3 separate regions of the Homo sapiens genome follow, and regions 1 and 2 are each linked to region 3. A link is an interaction called in ENCODE POLR2A ChIA-PET data of the cell type or tissue named here. Cell type or tissue: Panc1. All regions are shown on one strand. Links, peaks and the distances in the headings refer to the core of each region. The heading gives the core; the rest is flanking DNA. Region 1 overlaps DNAI4 (dynein axonemal intermediate chain 4). Region 2 overlaps DNAI4 (dynein axonemal intermediate chain 4). Region 3 overlaps MIER1 (MIER1 transcriptional regulator).

Evidence for each region. Peaks named below come from ENCODE experiments on the same cell type or tissue, not always from the same donor. Only the 100,000 strongest peaks of a DNase experiment are listed, where the experiment ranks them.
Region 1: POLR2A ChIA-PET joins it to region 3 with 5 read pairs; 7 of 35 experiments call an interaction of 5 or more read pairs at or near these places.
Region 2: POLR2A ChIA-PET joins it to region 3 with 6 read pairs; 3 of 35 experiments call an interaction of 5 or more read pairs at or near these places.

The regions. Positions count from the first base shown.
Region 1 is chr1:66,846,835-66,850,834 of GRCh38, reverse strand. DNAI4 (dynein axonemal intermediate chain 4) reads left to right here. Exons shown (of 17, transcript NM_024763.5): 8 at 3,157-3,351. Among named protein-coding and RNA genes, the nearest start is that of INSL5, 48 kb to the right of the region's middle. In Panc1, for the core only: no CTCF peak of the experiment used is centred there; no DNase peak of the experiment used is centred there.
Region 2 is chr1:66,870,608-66,874,607 of GRCh38, reverse strand. It overlaps DNAI4 (dynein axonemal intermediate chain 4), which reads left to right. Exons shown (of 17, transcript NM_024763.5): 6 at 3,099-3,238. Among named protein-coding and RNA genes, the nearest start is that of DNAI4, 52 kb to the left of the region's middle. In Panc1, for the core only: no CTCF peak of the experiment used is centred there; no DNase peak of the experiment used is centred there.
Region 3 is chr1:66,930,091-66,940,719 of GRCh38, reverse strand. It overlaps MIER1 (MIER1 transcriptional regulator), which reads right to left. Exons shown (of 14, transcript NM_001077700.3): 3 at 668-692. Among named protein-coding and RNA genes, the nearest start is that of MIER1, 10 kb to the right of the region's middle. RefSeq lists a silencer at 9,948-10,629. In Panc1, for the core only: no CTCF peak of the experiment used is centred there; no DNase peak of the experiment used is centred there; H3K4me3 peaks cover 1,525 bases; H3K27ac peaks cover 2,424 bases.

The DNA of each region.
Region 1 (4,000 bases), core at 1-4,000, 87 kb after region 3:
TTTTTATTATTTAATTTACATATTCCATTATGCATACACAATAGTCCATAGATGTTGACATTTTACCAGTTCAAGTAAAGCGTAGAAACCTTACCTCCCTTTAGATTCCACCCCCATTTATATTTGCCTTAAATATTTTTTCTAAGTATTTAGAAAGATATTTAGATATATAAACATTTAATATTTAGACATTTAAAACTATATCAGACAATGTAATAATTTTTGCTTTAACTGTCAATCGTAATGAAGAAAACTCAAAAGAATAAGAAGTATATTCTATTTATCTTTATTTTCTCTCTTCCCATTGTTCTTTTTTCCTTTCAGATGTTCTAAAATTCCTTTCTCATTTTCTTCCTGTTTAGAGAACTGCCTTTAGCCATTCTTTAGGGAAGACTTTTTTTTTTTGAGACAAATTCTTAGTATTCCTTCATCTGAGAATACTACATCTTAATTTCCTCTTTATTCCTATAGGATAATTCACTGGGTATAGAATTATTCCCATAGGAAAATTCACTGGGTATAGAATTCTGCATTGACCATTCTTTCCACTCAGAACCCAGAGAATGTGTGCCACTTTTTTCTGGCCTCTAGGGTTTCTAATGAGAAATCTGCTGCTATTCAAAGTATTTTCCCCCTAAAGATAAGGTGTCATTTCTCTCTTGCTGCTTTCTAGATTTTTTTTTTTTTTTTTTGGTCTTCTGTTTTTAGAAATTTTAGTATGGTGTGTCTTGGTGTGCATTTCTTTGAGTTTATCATCATTGTGATTTATTCATTTCTTGAATATGTTTGCTATTGTCCTTTGCCAAATTTTGGAAGTTTTCAGCTATTATTTCTTTAAGTACTTTTTCAGGCTCACCCCGTTCCTCCAATCCTCGGATGATAATGATATGAATGGTACATATGTTGTTATGGTTGCAGAGGTTTTTGAGAGTCTTCATTTTTTTCAGACTTTTCTGTCTGTTTTAAAGATTGGGTTATTTCCATTGTTCTCTCTTCCAGTTTACTGATTTATTTTTCTTCCATTCTGCTGTTGAGCCCATCCATTGAGTTTTAAATTTTAGTTATGTTTTTCACTCCTAAAATTTCCATTTGGTTTTTCTTTTCATTTGCTAAGACTTTCTATTCATTAGCTAAGACTTTCTATTCCTTTGATGATACTTTCTATTTTTTCATTTGTTTCAAGTGTGTTCATAAATACTTGTTGAATGATTTTTATGATGTTTGCTTTAAACTCTTTGTCAGATAATTCTAACATTGATGTTGGTGTATAGGGGCTTTTTTCCATTCAAGTTAACATTTTCGTGGTTCTTGGTATTATGAGTGACTTTCAATTGAAACCTGGACATTTGGGGTATTGTAAGAGTCTGGATCTTTTCTAAACTTCCATTTTAGCAGGCTTTGTTTGACACTGTTCTGGCAGGGGAAAGTGGGAGTCACTGCCTGATTATTTCCAGGCGGGAGTAGAAGTCTATATTTGCCACTTGACCTCCAATGACATCAGGGGAAGTTGTGTCTTCATTACCATGGGGCAGTGATAGGAGCTCTGGTTTCCATTGACAACACCATGGCTAGGAGATATAAGAATGCTTCATTAGTGCTACACATGTGGCCTACACTGACACAACAGAGTGGAGGTTGTTCTCATTACTGCTGGGGAGTGATAAAAGTTTTGACTCTTCACCAGTCCAACTCTGACTACTCCAGTGGGAAGAGGGAGGTATACTTTGTTACTACTGGATAGGTTGGAATTCCAGGATCCCCAGCTGGTCTCCACTGACACTGTAGGAAGGGGACCACTATCATTATGTTTGGTAGGGATGAAAGTCCTGCCTGCCTGCTGGGCCTTCTCTGACACCATACACAGTGAAAGGTCAGGGATTTGGGACACCTTGTTACAGCCTAGTGAGGGTGTAAGACTAGGCTCCCTCTAGGCCTTCGTCACATGGGTGGGGCTACAATTTTTTCTGTGCTTGGCTGGAGTAGAATGGCTGCCATCTAAAAGCTTTCTTTCTTTCAAGGCTATGCTTTTCCTGGTCATTTGGCTAAAGAGAGGAGGCTTCTTTTGGGGATTTTTTTCTTGCCTGTGCCCATCAGTGTTCCCAGGTTGCTGACTTCTTCAGCTCCATATCTGGAATATATATATATACCCATTCCTTCTCTTCACCTTTCAAAGACTGCTTATGTTTGTTGTTTTCTAAAATTTCCAGTGTTTTTAGTTGAATTTAGCAGGAAGAATAGGGAAAAGTGTGCTCCCTCTATCTATAAAGATAAAGAAGCAAGAGTTTCCTTCATTCTGTTTTTAAAATAAGAGTTTACTAAGTAGTGCAGTAGGCAGAACAATAGTCCCAGAAATTTGTGCACACCCCAATCCCTGGAACCTGTGAATGTGTTACCTAACATGGCAAAAGAGATTTTCCAGATGTGATTACAATGGGGATTTTCAGATGGAGAGATTATCCTGGATAATCTTATTGGGCCCAGTCTAATCACATGGGGTACTAAAAAGTAAAAGATCTTTTCCAGCTGTGGTCTGGGAGAGAGACGTGATGACAGAAGAAGGTCAGCGGGAATGCAATCAATGTTGCTGTCTTTGAAGATGAAGGAAAGGTTGTGGTGGCCCCCAGAAACTGAAAAAATCAAGGAAACAAATTCTCCTTTAAAACCTTCAGAAAGGAACAAAGCCCTATCAACTTCTTGGTTTTAGCTCAGTGACATCTGTTAGGCCTCTAATCTACTGAACTGTAAGATAAATTTGCATTGTTTTAAGCCACTGTGATTTGTTACAGCAGCAAGAGAAAACTTAATACAATAGTATAGTATTTCTGTATAGCAATAATCAAATCAGACCTTTTTCTGAAGGCTGATCATCTTATTTCAACTTGAATTTTAAAAGAATAAAGACAAAAATTACCTCTGGAGGTTATCATTGCCTATCTTCTGAAAAATAGTACAGTTTTTGATGGTTAAGAATTCCAAAATGAGATATGTGCATCTTTCATGTGCTTGGTACGTAAGATATTCAATAAATGTCTATTAAAGTTGTTGGAAACTGGAGGAAAATAAATACAAATGATGAAATGTCATTTTTAAAATCTTTAGAATGTATGAACCATCCATTTGAATATTTTATCATTGTATCATGTTTGTATTTTGTAGATAGTGAAACTAGTTCTCTAATGGACATAGAAAATGTAATTCTGGCAAAAATCCATGAAGATGAGGAAGACCACTCAGATGCAATATTAAAATCTGACAAATTTCATCAGGACTTATTTTTTATGGAACGGGTTCTGATGGAAAATATATTTCAGCCCAAACTTGCAGCTTATCGTCAGCTTCCTGTTTTAAAAGGTATTTAAAAAAAATAAACATGTTTAGGCTGGGTGCAGTTGCTTATGCTTATAATCCCAGTACTTTGGGAGGCTGAGGAAGAGGATTGCTTGGGCCCAGGAGTTCAAGGTTGTAGCAAGCTATGATCATGCCACTGCACTCCAGCCTGGGTGACAGAGCAAGACCTTGTCTCTTAAAAAAAGAAAAAGAAGATATCATGTTTAGACAAACTCAAATAATTTTTAAAATGTAAGGGTTTTAGTATATATTTCTAAATGTAATCTCCAGATTGAGTTATCATTATCAGAGGACATGTTTCTAAAGCTTTCAGCACTAAATGCGTGAGTAGCACTAGAGTCCAGACTAGGATGCCCACAGAAGCAGATTGTCTTAGATTCAAAACTTCCTAAGCATCTATAGCTCTTTCTTCTCCCTTATTCCTGCATTCAATTACTTAGTCATTTTTATAGTATCTCTCATATTCAACCTCTTCTTTTCCATTGTCATTGTTACTTTCTAAGTTCTTACTTTTATTACTACTCCCAAATCTATTGCAGAAGCATTCTTCCTGTTCTCATTGCTACAAATCGCATCTCATATGATCACAGAATATTTTAAAGGATTTTAGAGATTATCTTAATCAACCTTTAATCATGTATTAAAAAATACA
Region 2 (4,000 bases), core at 1-4,000, 63 kb after region 3:
GAACTTTTATGTTCATGTTTATGTTGTGTGTAAATTTTTCTAGAGGAAGAGCCCATAGCTTTACCATATTTTTAAATAATTAGGCGAACTTCTAAGCCAAATAACAGAATAAGCTTCCAAGTCTCTATATAGGTTTTAATTATTTTTACTTTTATACATATATAAATCATTTTCAATTTAAAAAGAAAGAAATGACATTTTTATAGTAATAGCCAAACCGCAATTACTTTTGCACCAACCTAATATTTAAAACTTAGGAAGGCAAAATATGGGTAAATAAATGAATTTACTATATTAGAGAAGTTTTCCATTTCTCTTTATTAATGAATATAAATAGAGTTAGTTTTGGTCTCAAGTATTTTGACAGTCTGTTGTTAGGCAGATACACATTTAAGGATTGTTATGTTTTCATGAAGAATTGACCCCTTTATCATTTTGTACTATCCCTCTTTATCCCTAATAATTTTTCTTGTTCCGCTCTCCTCCATCTAAAATTAATATAGCTACTATAAGTAGATTATTAATAGTTATTCTGATTATTTTACCTAAAGTATTATTTGAATAGGATTTATAGTACTAAAAACTCCATCACTAAAATAATTTTAGGGTATTATTCCTTCTCAAAATCTAAAATATTATAATATGGTTTGGACTATAAAACATAGTACATGTTAGATCATGAATAGCGTACCTTTAAAAGCTCATAAGAAGGAAGGGAAAGTTCCTAGGACCAAAAAAAAAAAAAAAAAAAAAAAGGAAAGAGGGAAAAAAGAAAGGGACAGATAATTGCTTTGAAATCAGAAGGGGAGAAATGCTGGGAAGAAATGTTAATATTAACATATGGATCTGGAGACCAGTGATGAGTCTTGGGTTCTCCCAACCCTTACACTGAAAGAGCTGAAAGAGAGATTCTTGTGTTAAGCCAAGACTCTCAAAAGGAGCTCAATTATCTCAACTGATCCTAGGCCAGTAGAGTCAACTCCCTACTGTCAGAAGCAAACACAAATCTCTGGAGCAAAGCATACCACCATTTTGGCTCTTAAGATTCCTTCAGATCACCTGGATGTGGTGGCTCATGCCTGTAATCCCAGCACTCTGGGAGGCCAAGGCAGGAGGATGGCTTGAGCCCAGGAGTTTGTACCAGCCTGCAACATGGCGAGAGCCCTATCTCCACAATTTTTTTTTTCTTTTTTGATTAGCCGGGCTTGGTGGTACATACCTGTAGTCCCAGCTGCTCGGGAGGCTGAGGTAGGAGAATCACTTGATTGATCACGGGAAGTTGTGGCTGCAGTGAGCTGTGTTCATGCCATTGCATTCCAGCCTGGTCAACCGAGAGAGACCATGTGACCATGTCTAAAAAAAAAAAAAAGGAAGAAGAAGAGGAGGGAGAGGAGGGAGAAGGAGAGGGAGAGGGAGAAGGAGAGGGAGAAGGAAAGGGAGAAGGAGAAGGAGAAGAATTCCCTCAGGTTGAATTTGGTATAGATCCTGAAGACTATAGATAATTATATTATCAGATATAGAATATAAAATATGTGTGAAATGTTTAAACAAATAAAAGACAGAGTTAAAACATGATTAACATTAAGAAACTGTCAGGCCGGGTGTGGTAGCTCAAGCCTTTAATCCCAGCACTTTGGGAGGCTGAGGTGGGTGGATCACTTGAGGTCAGGAGTTTGAGACCAGCCTGGCCAACATGATGAAACCTTGTCTTTATTAAAAATACAAAAATCAGCTGGGCATGGTGGTGGGCACCTGTAATCCCAGCTACTCAGGAGGCTGAGGCACGAGAATTGCTTCTCCAGGAGGGGAAGGTTGCAGTGAGTGGAGATCACCCTGGACAACACAGTGAGACCACATCTCTTATTATTATTATGTATAAATAAATAAATAGATAAATAAGAGCATTGGAATATAAAAGTAATTTCATTAAAAAATAAAAATAGAAAAAATATTTTTTAAAAACACGTCACCTACAGAGGAACAATTAAACTGACAGCATTATTAGGGATAAAGTGTACTTCATAATGATAGGAAGGTATAGTAATCCTGAACTTGAATATTCCTAATAAAATAACATGGGCCAGGCACGGTGGCTCACACCTGTAATCCCAGCGCTTTGGGAGGATGAGGTGGTTTGGATCACCTGAGGTCAGGAGTTCATGAGCAGCCTGGTCAACATGGTAAAACCTCGTGTCTACTAAAAATACAAAAATTAGCTGGGCGTGGTGGCTTATGCCAGTAGTACCAGCTTCTCGGGAGGCCGAGGCAGGAGAATCACTTGAACCTGAGAGGCGGAGGTTGCAGTGAGCTGAGGTCACGCCACTGCACTCCAGCCTGGGTGACAGAGCAAGACTCCGTCTCAATAAATAAATAAATAAATAAATAAATAATAAATAAATAAAATAACCTGAAAATATGTGAAGCAAAAATTGGAAACTTGATACATATCCTGTTAAAGTAGGAGATTTAAACACACCTCTCTTAATTATTGGTAGGTCAACCAGAGAACACATTAGTATGGATATAGAAAATTTGAATAAAAACTTAATGGTCAGATACAGACTTCTGCACTCAACAATTAGAGAACACATTCTCTTTCAGCACACATGCAGCATTTATAAAAAATTATTCATAAGGCTATGAAGCAAGGTCTCAAAAATTTCAGAATAGAATTATACAAATGAAAATTTCTGGCCACAGTGCAATAAAGTTAATAACATAAATCTCAACTAAAACAGACACATTTACATACACATTTGGAAGTTCAAAAACACATTTCTAAATTCCTCATGGGTCATCAAAGAAGTAATGGAAAATTTAAAAATATTCAGAACTAAAACCTACATGGAGTTAGTACTAGCATGTTATTGATAAGGTACCGATAGTAGTAGGGATGTTGGGAAATAGACACAGTATAAAAGAGTCCTCTGGAGGTCATTTAGTGCAGTCTTTTCCTAAGGCTTTTTTTGAAGTCTCACTTCACTTTTTGGTGCAAGCCACATTAAGGAAAGTAATTTTAGGGAAAAGAATAATATAAAGAGATAATACGTGTGGTGATGATTCTTATTAATGAGTTGGATACACTTTATTTTTTACAGTCAGAGAAACAAGAATTATGAAGTCCTTTGTAGAAACAGATTAGGCAATGACCTATATGTTGAAAGGATGATGCAGACTTTCAATGGAGCACCAAAGAATAAAGATGTTCAATGTGATAAAATCATAATGGAAGATAAAGGTAATTTCTATCATTCTGCTTGATAAACTATAATGTTCTAATATACATTTTTTGAGTCTGTCAATCGACAAGTGAATATTGAAATGTATAAAGCAAAAATAAAAATAATTTGGCCAAACCACAACAGTAGTTGGACACTGTGTTCTATAGCTTTCAGAATTTGACATGTTAAGTAATAAATATATAGATTTGAATAACATAATTATTCATCTTGGTTTTTATGCATACTATATCATAGAACTTTATACTCTTTAAACGTTTATATAAACTGATTATTTACTATGTCACAAAGAATATCAGCCATAACTATTAACATTTTAAATGTGTCAGACACTATGTCCTTCACATGTATTAACTGGTTTAATTTTTACAGCAACCCTATGAGGTAGATACTATTATGCTTCCCCATTTTATAGATGAGGAAACAGGCAAAGAGAAGTTTGCTAACTGTTCTGGTTCTAGAGCTTGTGCACTTAACTACTATACTTACCACCTCTCACTGTGTACAAATTAACAACCCTGAGCACATTGCATAGCCAAAATCTGTAGGGTGTAGCCAAAGAAGTAATTACAAGCAAAGTTATATTTTTCCTTTTTTTTTTTTTTTTTTTTTTTTTTTTTGCGTCAGAGTCTCACCTTGTCACCCAGGCTGGAATGCAATAGCACAATCTTGGCTCACTGCAACCTCTGCCTCCTGGGTTCAAGCAATTCTCCCCCTCAGCCTCCCAAGCAGCTGGGATTACAGGCACCTGCCATCATGCC
Region 3 (10,629 bases), core at 3,333-7,332:
AATATTCTTAAAGATCACTACAGTGGCCAAACAAAAATTTGTGGCACAGATCTGATTCAAAGATCACAGGTTTGCAATCTCTAAGTTAGGAAAAAATGAATATGTACTGTATTTGAGAAAGAATACAAAAATCCTAGATGTGTGCTCAGAACCTAAAACTTGATCCTATTCAAATCTAAGAATGATTTCCTTATTTAGAATATTCCTTATTTACATTAAATATTCACTTGTTGAATCGTTTGCTTACTTTATTTTTCCCCTCCCTCTGTAATGCACTAACAATTTTTTCTCAAATAAAAATACTTTGAAATCCCTACACAAGCAAATATTTCTAAGCTAATGATTCCTTTTTAAAAAGCACAATTTATATATATACTACAAGTCAAACAATAATACAAAACTGTGAGAAATACATATGGCAACTCACCAAAAAAAAAAAAAAAAAAAAAGAAAACCCAAAAATAGTCATTTTTAGGATGAAATCACAGTAGCCTCACCTGTACTTTCATGGGCAGTCAAACCTTTCATCCATTTCTTTTTCCCCAGAGAAAAGAAGCATTCAGAAGAAAAGCAAGTCAGATAATAGTCTAACTCCTCTAGTCTTTATGCAACTAGTAGGACAAATGTTACTCAAATCGAGATTATAAAAAATATGGAAAATACTTACCTGGACTTGAAGATTCAACAGATGGCTGAGAAGGGGAGAAAAGAGGAAAAATTAGTATTTCTGTATAATGTATCTTCACAAACATTACCGAAATTATTCAATGACTACTATGATGCCAAAAACTACAGTAAGTTTTAATGTCTGCATTTTAGTTTTAATGTCTGCATTTTCCAAGACAAACTAAAACTTCCCATATAATCCCTTCCCTTTCATTATATTTAAGCATAAAGAAAAATTCCAAACACTCCTGAATCCAGAAATAAAGACAATAGTATAGAATTCAGATTTTAAAGGTACATGTGGGCTTCATAACATATGTGGTTTAAGTAGTATGATTTTAGATCTTGGAATTTTCTGAAATAGATTTTCTCCTATCAACACAGAACTATGAACAAAGTTTGCTATCAAGCTGGTCTCCGACTTAAAAAAAGTGAGTGTAAGATGGGAGACAGAAACAATTTAGGACACTATCTCAAATAAAAATTAAGTTGTAACAAAGCAAAAGGAAAAATTAAAATTCTGTTTAAGCACCAAATACTATATTAGGTTAACTTTACAGATAAACAATATATTTTTAAGTTATAACAGAATTAGCAAGCATTCAAGCTAATGCCTAGAAAGTTTAGGTTATCTGATGCAAGACTGCACAGATTTCCAATTATAATGCTCCTTCCACTCCACCATTCTACCTGTCATAAATTTAACCACAAACAACTTGAAAATTTAAAGATAAAATTGGTAGCAATTTATTTTAGTAATGTTACTGCTTGACAATGCGCAGTTGTGTTTTATCTTAGTTCAGTTAATTCACAATTATAAACAAATAATCTACAAACATAAGACTCCCACAAAACAAATATTAAAAACTCAAAAGATGCTTCAAATAACATGAACTAAAACTTCACCAATTCATTCAGAAGTATCTATTTCATGCCCATTAGAAAATACAGATGGTGGGAGGCCAAAAGCACTAGCAAAGGAAAGATAGGGATCTTGCAGTATTTTCTTTCTGCTAAGTAATGGGGAAGAGAGGCAAGAAGAAAACAGAAAAGAGGGAAATTCTCTATTTTTCAAAAACAATGTGTCTAAGACAAATTCCTATAAAGTATTAAAATTTGTTTTTAAAACTGTACATATTATGTAATTGTAGTAAGTATGGGATTCTAGATTCCATATGGTGACTCATTCTTTTGTGGCACACTTTTTCAAAGGTCCTACTTTTTCTGTTAAATTCTTAGAATAATTCCTTCCTATAGCATTGTCTAGCAAAAATCTGACAATAACCAGTATTGCATATTTCCAATGGTACACCACTACCATTATTTTAAAGTTACTCTGCCAGAACACAGTCAATACAGTGCTACTTTTAAATCTCATTCCTCTAATGGGAAGCTTGGAGAGTAGGGTGACATGACAAGAGTAATGCAACCACAAAAAGGGTTTCTAGCTTGCTTAACATCTTTTGGGCAGAGCTACACATTTCTGGTTCAAAATGGAGTTAACCACCACACAAATTATTACATAGTAAATCAATATTTTAAAATATTAATCCACTTGTGTTTCACGCAGTTATACTTCCCAACTGTAGGCACAATCTTCTCTGTAAGGCTACAAGCAATGTTAATGATCATCTTCATCTAATCCTAGCTCACTATCCACACAAAATAAGACTTATGAACACTGGAATAATTATTCCATTTAACAGTTCTCTGATTTAAAAAAAGGCTTTCTAATTACAAGTTACTGAAGAATAAAAGTTACATTTTTATTGATGTTAGATATTAACAATAGAGATTTTGAATTGTAAATGGTGTCCATATATTTCAGTTTGTAAAAGGCCTCAGGAGCACTGAATGCCAATAAATATCTTACTGATTGTTGCTTCATTGGTAAATAGTTAAAGTTCTGAAAAAGGCTGCAAACACTTCCCAATGATTAAGATACCAAACGCTTGAGGACTAGTAGCATTTGTAAGCATAGCTGATACAGAGTAGAACACCCAGTGTTCAAAGGTAACATTAGTGATTATGTCAGACATACTAGAATGTTTCAATGACTGATTTAAAGGCATATCTAGATTAGCACAAGTGGAGAACTAGGAGTGGTCTGCCTACAGATACATTTAGTATCCATACATATTTTAGTATTTTACTTCCAAAATAAAATTCTGTTCTATATGTTTGGGGGTAGGATTGAGATTAGATTCTTTAAAGTTAAATACATCCCATTAAATCAAAGATGAGTTTCTAAAAAATTGGTATTTGAAAACATTTCATACTGTAAAACATTACTTTGTATAGCTAATTATCAAAAATGATGATCTTTCAAAATAACAAGTGAGTTTAGCATCTTAATATAGGAAGTTTGGGTGTGGAATAAGGGTAATTTTTATTTAGATATGAAATAAAATAGTACATCCAGCTTACATTCATATAGTGCTACACATTTTCTTTTCTTTTCTTTTTTTTGAGATGGAGTCTTGCTGTGTCACCCAGGCAGAAGTGCAGTGGCATGATCTTGGCTCACTGCAGCCTCCATCTCTCAGATTCAATCGATTCTCCTGCCTCAGCCTACCAAGTAGCTGGGATTACAAGCGTGCGCCACCATGGCTCGCTAACTTTTGTGTTTTTAATAGAGACGGTTTCACCATGCTGGCCAGGCTGGTCTCGAACTCCTGACCTCAAGTGATCTCCCTGCTTTGGCCTCCCAAAAGTGCCGGGATTACAGGCATGAGCCACCATGCCCAACCCAGTGCTACACATTTTCAAAAGCATCTAGTTAGCTGATCATAATCATAAATATAGGAATAATACCTGCCCTGCCCACCTCTTTTATAAATTAGTAAACCCAAGGAGACACACTGACTAGATCAAGGTTCCATGGTAGGTGGTGAAGGCAGGCCTGAAGTCTAGACCCTGACTCTTCCTTCTATACCTTTTATAGTGTCCTTTTGTACCTTCTAGAGAAATAACTGCTAAAATTTTCCACTCTTCACTTCTCTCCTCCTTCACCCTCACTTTTTTCTTTTTCTCTTTTTTTTTTTTTTTTTTTTTTGAGATGGAGTCTCGCTCTGTCACCCAGGCTGGAGTGTAGTGGCACAATCTCAGCTCACTGCAATCTCGGCCTTCTGGGTTCAAGCAATTCCCCTGCCTCAGCCTCCCGAGTAGCTGGGACTACAGGTGCACACCACCACGTCTGGCTAATTTTTTGTATTTTAGTAGAGATGGGTTTCACACATGTTGGCCAGGATGGTCTCGATCTCCTGACCTCGTGATCCGTCCGCCTCAGCCTCCCAAAGTGCTGGGATTACAGATGTGAGCCACCGCACCCGGCCTCTCTTTTTTGAAATGATTTTCATCAGTTCAAAGTATGTTTAAAATGTGACTGCAAGTAGTCATCTGTCATGTCAGACTTATCAGTCTTCAGAAACTGTTATCTTAACAATACCTTCCTGGAGAACCCACAACATCTACCATTAATTACTACCATAAACTAGAAAGGAGAGAGAAAAACAAAACTAAGGTGGGCACGGTGGCTCACGCCTGTAATCCTAGCACTTTGGGAGGCCGAGGCAGGCAGATCACCCTAGGTCAGGGGTTCGAGACCAGCCTGGCCAACATGGCAAAACGCTGTCTCTACTAAAATACAAAAACTTTTTTTTTTTTTAATAAAAAATTTGGTGGCGGGCGCCTGTAATCCCAGCTACTTGGGAGGCTGAAGCAGAAATGCTTGAACCCAGGAGGCGGAGGTTGCAGTGAGCCCAGAAAGCGCCACCGCACTCCAGCCTGGGCAACAGAGACTCCGTCTCAAAAAAAACAAAAACAAAACAAAACTAAACTAAAGCTAAGTAAGTGCTTATTTATAACAATACCTATTTTTAGAAAAAATACCTTTTTTAGGAAAGATGATTTAAAATTGGGCATTAAAATATATTTAACATGTACTCATAACCTTATCAGTAGAAAAAAGTTATGTCAACCACACTGGAGATCATTTTGCTAACCTGAACTTATCCTACTGATATATTTTAAAAAAGACACCAAGACATATATATATAAAACATTCACTACCACAAAGTTGTTCATAACAAAAAGGTAGAAAAACATTTAAAGTCCATGCATTAGCTGATTAGAAATGATACATAGTTCTTCCATACATAGTTCTTCCAAACAATAGAACACTATGACTCCATTAAAAATAGAGATATCTGTTTGTGTTGATAGAGAAATAAATGCCAAAAAAAATTAGGAGTATAAAGAAAACTGTAGAACAGGGCGTAAACTGGGCTGGAATATGAAATAATATGGAATAAATTTTTTTTCCTCAAAAGGACATACAAGAACCTGTTAACAATAGTTACCTCTAGGGAATGGGGTCAGGGAGAAGAGGCTTTTTTCATTTAATACCTTTCTGTACTGTTGAAATTTTCTAACCACTTTCATGTACTATGCATTCTTTCTTAAAATGAAAGTCACTGGGAACTGATTATCTTGTGGAATTATGAGACATTTTCATTTTCTTCCTCTAAATTTTGATTTTTAAGAAAACCTAGTACTTGTTACTATTTTTTAAGCTGTAATTTTGAAAAATTCAGTGTTTTAGGGGGTACATATTTATCTTATCTGAGATGGAAAACAACACTAGAGAGACAGAAAGACTGTACACAGAGTATGAATGGGCTAAAACAAATTAAAAACAAACTCTAGCAACTTTTATAGCAAGTTGACCCTCACCCACATATTTGTATGATTTAGTTGATAAAATTGCTAATAGTTGTAACGAATATTCAATGCCTCAGATTTGCTGAAATAATTCTCTTTTATATTTTTCTAGAACATGGTGGGAAATGTCCCATACAACAGAAGACTATAATTTGAGAGAGAGTAAAGAAATAACTAACTACAACATTACCATTATTTTCACCAAAAAAACCCTAACAACAACATAGTAAAAACATGAAGTAATTACTAGATTTTTTTATTCCAGGCAATCAAAAGCTTATTTGCAATGAGTATTACCGTCTGAACAAATTTTTCCCCTCAAAACAATTCTACCACCATTTCTTTTAAGTATTGCCGTCATCTACTTAGTTATGTAGACTCTAAGTCAGAGATTCTCACAGCAATGGAGATGGGGATAGAAGCCTGGAAAGAGGGGTCCTACTTTAGGGTGAAAGATGGTTACCGTGCCAAGGGCTGGCTCACCATCCCTCTCCTCCAATAAAATTAAGTTACTTAACTTTGTTATTACTCTCAGGAATTCTGGGGTATAAAAAGGTTAAGAATGTACTGAAATTAAAATTAGCAATTTACTACAGTATTAATAATTCAGAAGTAAAATGATATCATAGAAAATAAGGACTGGGAACAGTGGCACACGCCTATAATCCCAGCACAAGACAGGAGGATCACTTAAGGCCAGAAGCTCGAGACCAGTCTGATCAACATATCGAGACCCTGTCTCCACAAAAAAAAAAAAAAGCCGGGCATGATGGCACATGCCTATAGTCCCAGCTACTTGAGAGGCTCTGAGGGAAGGATTGATCACCTGAGCCCAGGAGTTTGAGGTTGTAGTGAGCTATGATTTGCGCCACTGCACTCCAGCCTGGGCAACAGAGAGAGACCCTGTCTCAAAAAAAAAAAAAAAAGAAAGAAAGAAAAAGAAAATAAGCACTAGGAATCTAGGAATACAGAAGGCTGGGTTCCAGTCTAAACTGTGCCATAGATGAATTGCACGACCTAGGACAAACTACGTAAACTCTCTGCTCACTTTCATTTTCTCTATGATCAAAAGATTTAGATTTCTTCAAGACCTAACTTTACTTTTATTATAAATTGCTCTAGAAACCTAACACTACTAAGGAGTATGCAGCTAAATGCATGGGATATGTTTAAATTTATTTTTTTAAATCTAGGACTGTTAAAAAAATCTCAATTTGCAAAAACAATTTTTTGGGGTGCTACTTCATGAATTTCATACCTACATAATAAGTTATTGTTCTAAGCCACAGAATAAGACAAACAGAACAAGCCCCAAGCAATGACTGGTACTTGAACAATTTAATCACTGCAATGAATTTTGAATGAACATCAAGCCAGGCAGGCATTTCTAGATAGCTGATTACTTTTCATAAAGACATGCTTAAGCTTCAATGGCAGTGTTTTATTTCTGAATTATTTAGAAAACTGGTTAGTCTCACTTACCAGAATTATCTTAAAGTAATTCACTTGTTTCTCCCACCAAACCTTTCCCACCTATTAAAGTACCCTAACTCTTAACTGCCAATGAATTAAGATTTTTAGGACTCTCACGCACTGGTGATCTTGACTACTTTTAAAATCTTAATAGCTCTGAAGTATAAACATGAAAAAAAATTCATTATTAGTGTCGAGAATTATTTGAAGCTTAAATTCACTGCAGTGAAACACATTTTGCTTAGAGTAGAAATTAATGTTTTCATAAGTAACATTTAACATAATCCTTCGTTAAAAAAATCCAAATACACTCAAAAAATACTAAGCAAGGAGTCCATTTTAAAGAGAAATGGATAGGTGTGAAAGTGAATAAACAGATTATATACCCTCTTTGAAAGTACTAAAATACTTAAATAGAAAGAAGCAAATCCATTAATTTTCTCTTTATATCACAGAAATGTGGCCTAGGTGAAAAGACAGGTCTTGAATTGTCCATGGATTTTTTTCCTTGAGAAGAAAGTCCCTTACGTGTTTACAAACGCTAAAATACAAGACAAATTGTTCGTTCCCAAAGGTCCCTAGTACATTCCTTATAAAACCCAAAGGATTAACTATTTCTTCCTCTCATTTTTTCTCTCATTTTCCTCTTATTTTTGCAGTTAGTAAAACTGCAACTATCCTGTAATTTCCTTCAAGTGTGACTAGGAGAGCGTCCTTTTAGAAGGTTGGTAAATAATTTTAAGGGATAATAAGCAATGAGAAATATTGCCAAAAAGTATTAAGCAAGGGAGCATATGCTATTTATTCTAAGTACATTAAATACGGCTTTAATGTTATCACAACTGAAGAACCAATATATACTTCCTATTATGGACTAAGATAATCAGATCAAATATAAAAAATTAGTATATCCTATTCTCATCTAAAGCACTTTCTATTCAAGAATTAAATATTTTTCTGGAAAAACATGGTCAGGGTCATGCTCTTGTAGGAAGCATCAATTTTTTTTTTTAAAAGCCCAGAAGCATAATACCTACATTTTTCTCTGGAGACATACTTCTTCAATAACCTGTTTTCCCCCTCAGATTTAACAAATAGATATATACTGTTGCTTTGCACTTACTGTTACTTCACAAGCTATCCTTAAATCCTCAGATTTATTTGATCAAAAGCACAATAATTCAGCATCTGGATTATTTAATCACATGCTTTTATATTGGCTTCATAAAGAATGAATCTACTGAGAGCTCAAAGTAAAAGCCAACCAAGCATTTCTCCTTTGTCTAATTGTTTAAAACCACTGGTCTCAAAAATCGTCATAATTATTCAAGTATTGAGGCCAGGAAAACTATAAATCAATTGTACTTTTCACTTCTTCACCTGTCTTAGATTTTTTTGTAGGACACAGATCACGAAAGTTCCTCTAACTCTTCCCCAATTCACTATACATGAAACTATCTACAAGTAACTGAAGAATATAGAAGATAAATTGTTTAAAGATACCAGGTCATTAAATAAACACTAAAAACCAAATAAAAACAAAATTCCAGTTCTTTCCTTCTTGCAGTTGAACAATCCATGCGTTCCCACAAAACATTCCATTCTCCAACTGATAAAATATTTAAGAAAACTAAAACATACATTAGAAAATATTAGGAAATGATTAGTGAATCAAAATATTTTTTTCCTTTATCTTACAATAACGCAACCATCTTTAATTTTTAAAACAAAAAAGTTAACATAATTTCTTTTACATATTAGATTTTTTAGTTCCCTCGGCAATAAAATTTATTTTTTAAAAACACAGAAATTTTAAATTTAAGTTTTTTAACTTAAATTTCTCTGTATAAGCTATTTTCCTTCAGTAATATCTTGCCTTAGTATATGACTACACACCTCAAAGCTCAAACCATCCTGAGCAACACCATGAAAGAAGAAACCACATTACCTATGTAGCACATTGCTGCTTACCCGATATTCACTGAAAGGGGTCCACTGAAGACACTAACTGACAAAATGTATAAATCCAGCTACACACAACTCCTTAAACATGAAGGAAACAAACACTTAAGAATAAGAACCTCACCAGGACTAAAATCCAGGTACCGATTCTCAGTCTACTGGAACAAACGCAGTCACATTTTGGGGAAACAGAAAGTACTACGTTCTCCAATTCATGTGCCTGGAAATACAATTCTTTAACCACCAAGAGCAAAAGAAATGAAAATAAATCTAAGATCTAAATTTAGTTGTAAATTAGAGATATTGAATGTTTTAAAAAGAATACTCGCAGCAAACAGTCCTGTCTGCTACAGCAAAATCTCACCCTCCTTCCTAAATCTGTTTTGGGGTGCCTGTGAAACCATGAAAATGGCAATTCAAACAAGAGAAATGCCTTATCAATCAAAATTTACAGTGGCTTATTTCAAAGGAGTCATAAAAAAAATCCAAATACATCATCTCGAACTCTCAGGAATAAAGAATACTGAAATTCTTCCACGGGTAAGGAAAAACGGAAACAAAACAAATCCCACAAAACTTCAGATATTTTAAACATTTTTTAAACTTCCAGTTATTTAAAGTTCCAGTAGCGTATACTTAGTTCCGATTAATAAATCAACAGCAGTTGTATGCCCGCCAACTGCGGCCCAAATATGTAAAATCAAAAAAAGGGGCTTTAGGAACTTGTTTACTATAAAACGAGCAAAAAGAAACAAGAAAAAGCTTCTCCAATGAAAGAAAAATTAGAAGAGAAAGAAGACAAGAATAGGTAGCCTTGATTTGGAAAGGGGGTGGGGGGAAGCCTGGAAAGTGAAGGTGGTGGGGGGAGGTGGAAAAGCAGCTCAGAGGTTGTACCTTGGGGAGCGGGAGATGGAACTGTCTGGATAAATGGGCAGACTCCCCCCAACCTGGAGGGCTGGATTGCGGCTGGCCAGATTAATTTATCCACTCTCATTTTACCACGATCATGAAAATTACAGAGTTAATCAAAGGCCGTCAGCCTTACGTTTTCCCCACTAACACAGACTGGATGTCAGTCGCAAATGGATGGGGGTGACGCGGAAGGGCGCAACAGCATCTCGGTTAGGAAGGGAAAAAACTTCGCAAGAGGAAGCAGCAGCTTCTCTCCTGGCCCCTAGCACCGGCCGGCGAAGTTGCGCCACAGGCACCCCTTCCCCGGCGGGCGCCCCCTCCCCCTCGCACCGCACTACTACGCTGCACTACCCTTCAAACTGCCCCCGAAGTCCAAGTACGCCTCCGCTTCCTCCTACCCCCGGACCCATCCCAACTAAGTTCCAGGCGAAGCTCCCGCCCAGAGAATGGCCTGTTCCGGACAACAGGTGGGCAGCGGCGCCAGCAGGGCCGGGCCTCTCCTGGCCAGGCCCACTCCACTCCTCCCCGGCCCAGGGCCGGGGGCGCCCGGCTCCGGGACAGGGAGGGGGAGCTCGCTCCCTTACCTCCGCCATATTTGCCGTACTGCCGGGTCACATCTCCGCGGCGGCCGCAGCTGGGTCACGGCCAGAACCCGGATGTGAGACTCAGCAACGGGACTCCGGCCGCTGCCGTCTCTGCCGCTCCCGCCGCCACTGCCTCGGCGGGAACGCGCAGGAGCCGCCCGAGCGCGCCCACCACACCCCACTCCGCCCCCTCGCGGCGCCCCGGCTGGGCTGGACTGGAGGGAAAAGACCAGCGAGCACGCGCCGGAGCAGGGGCGCGCGCGCGGCCCCGCGGCCAGCCCTCCCCGGGAAGAGCGGAGGGGGCGGAGTC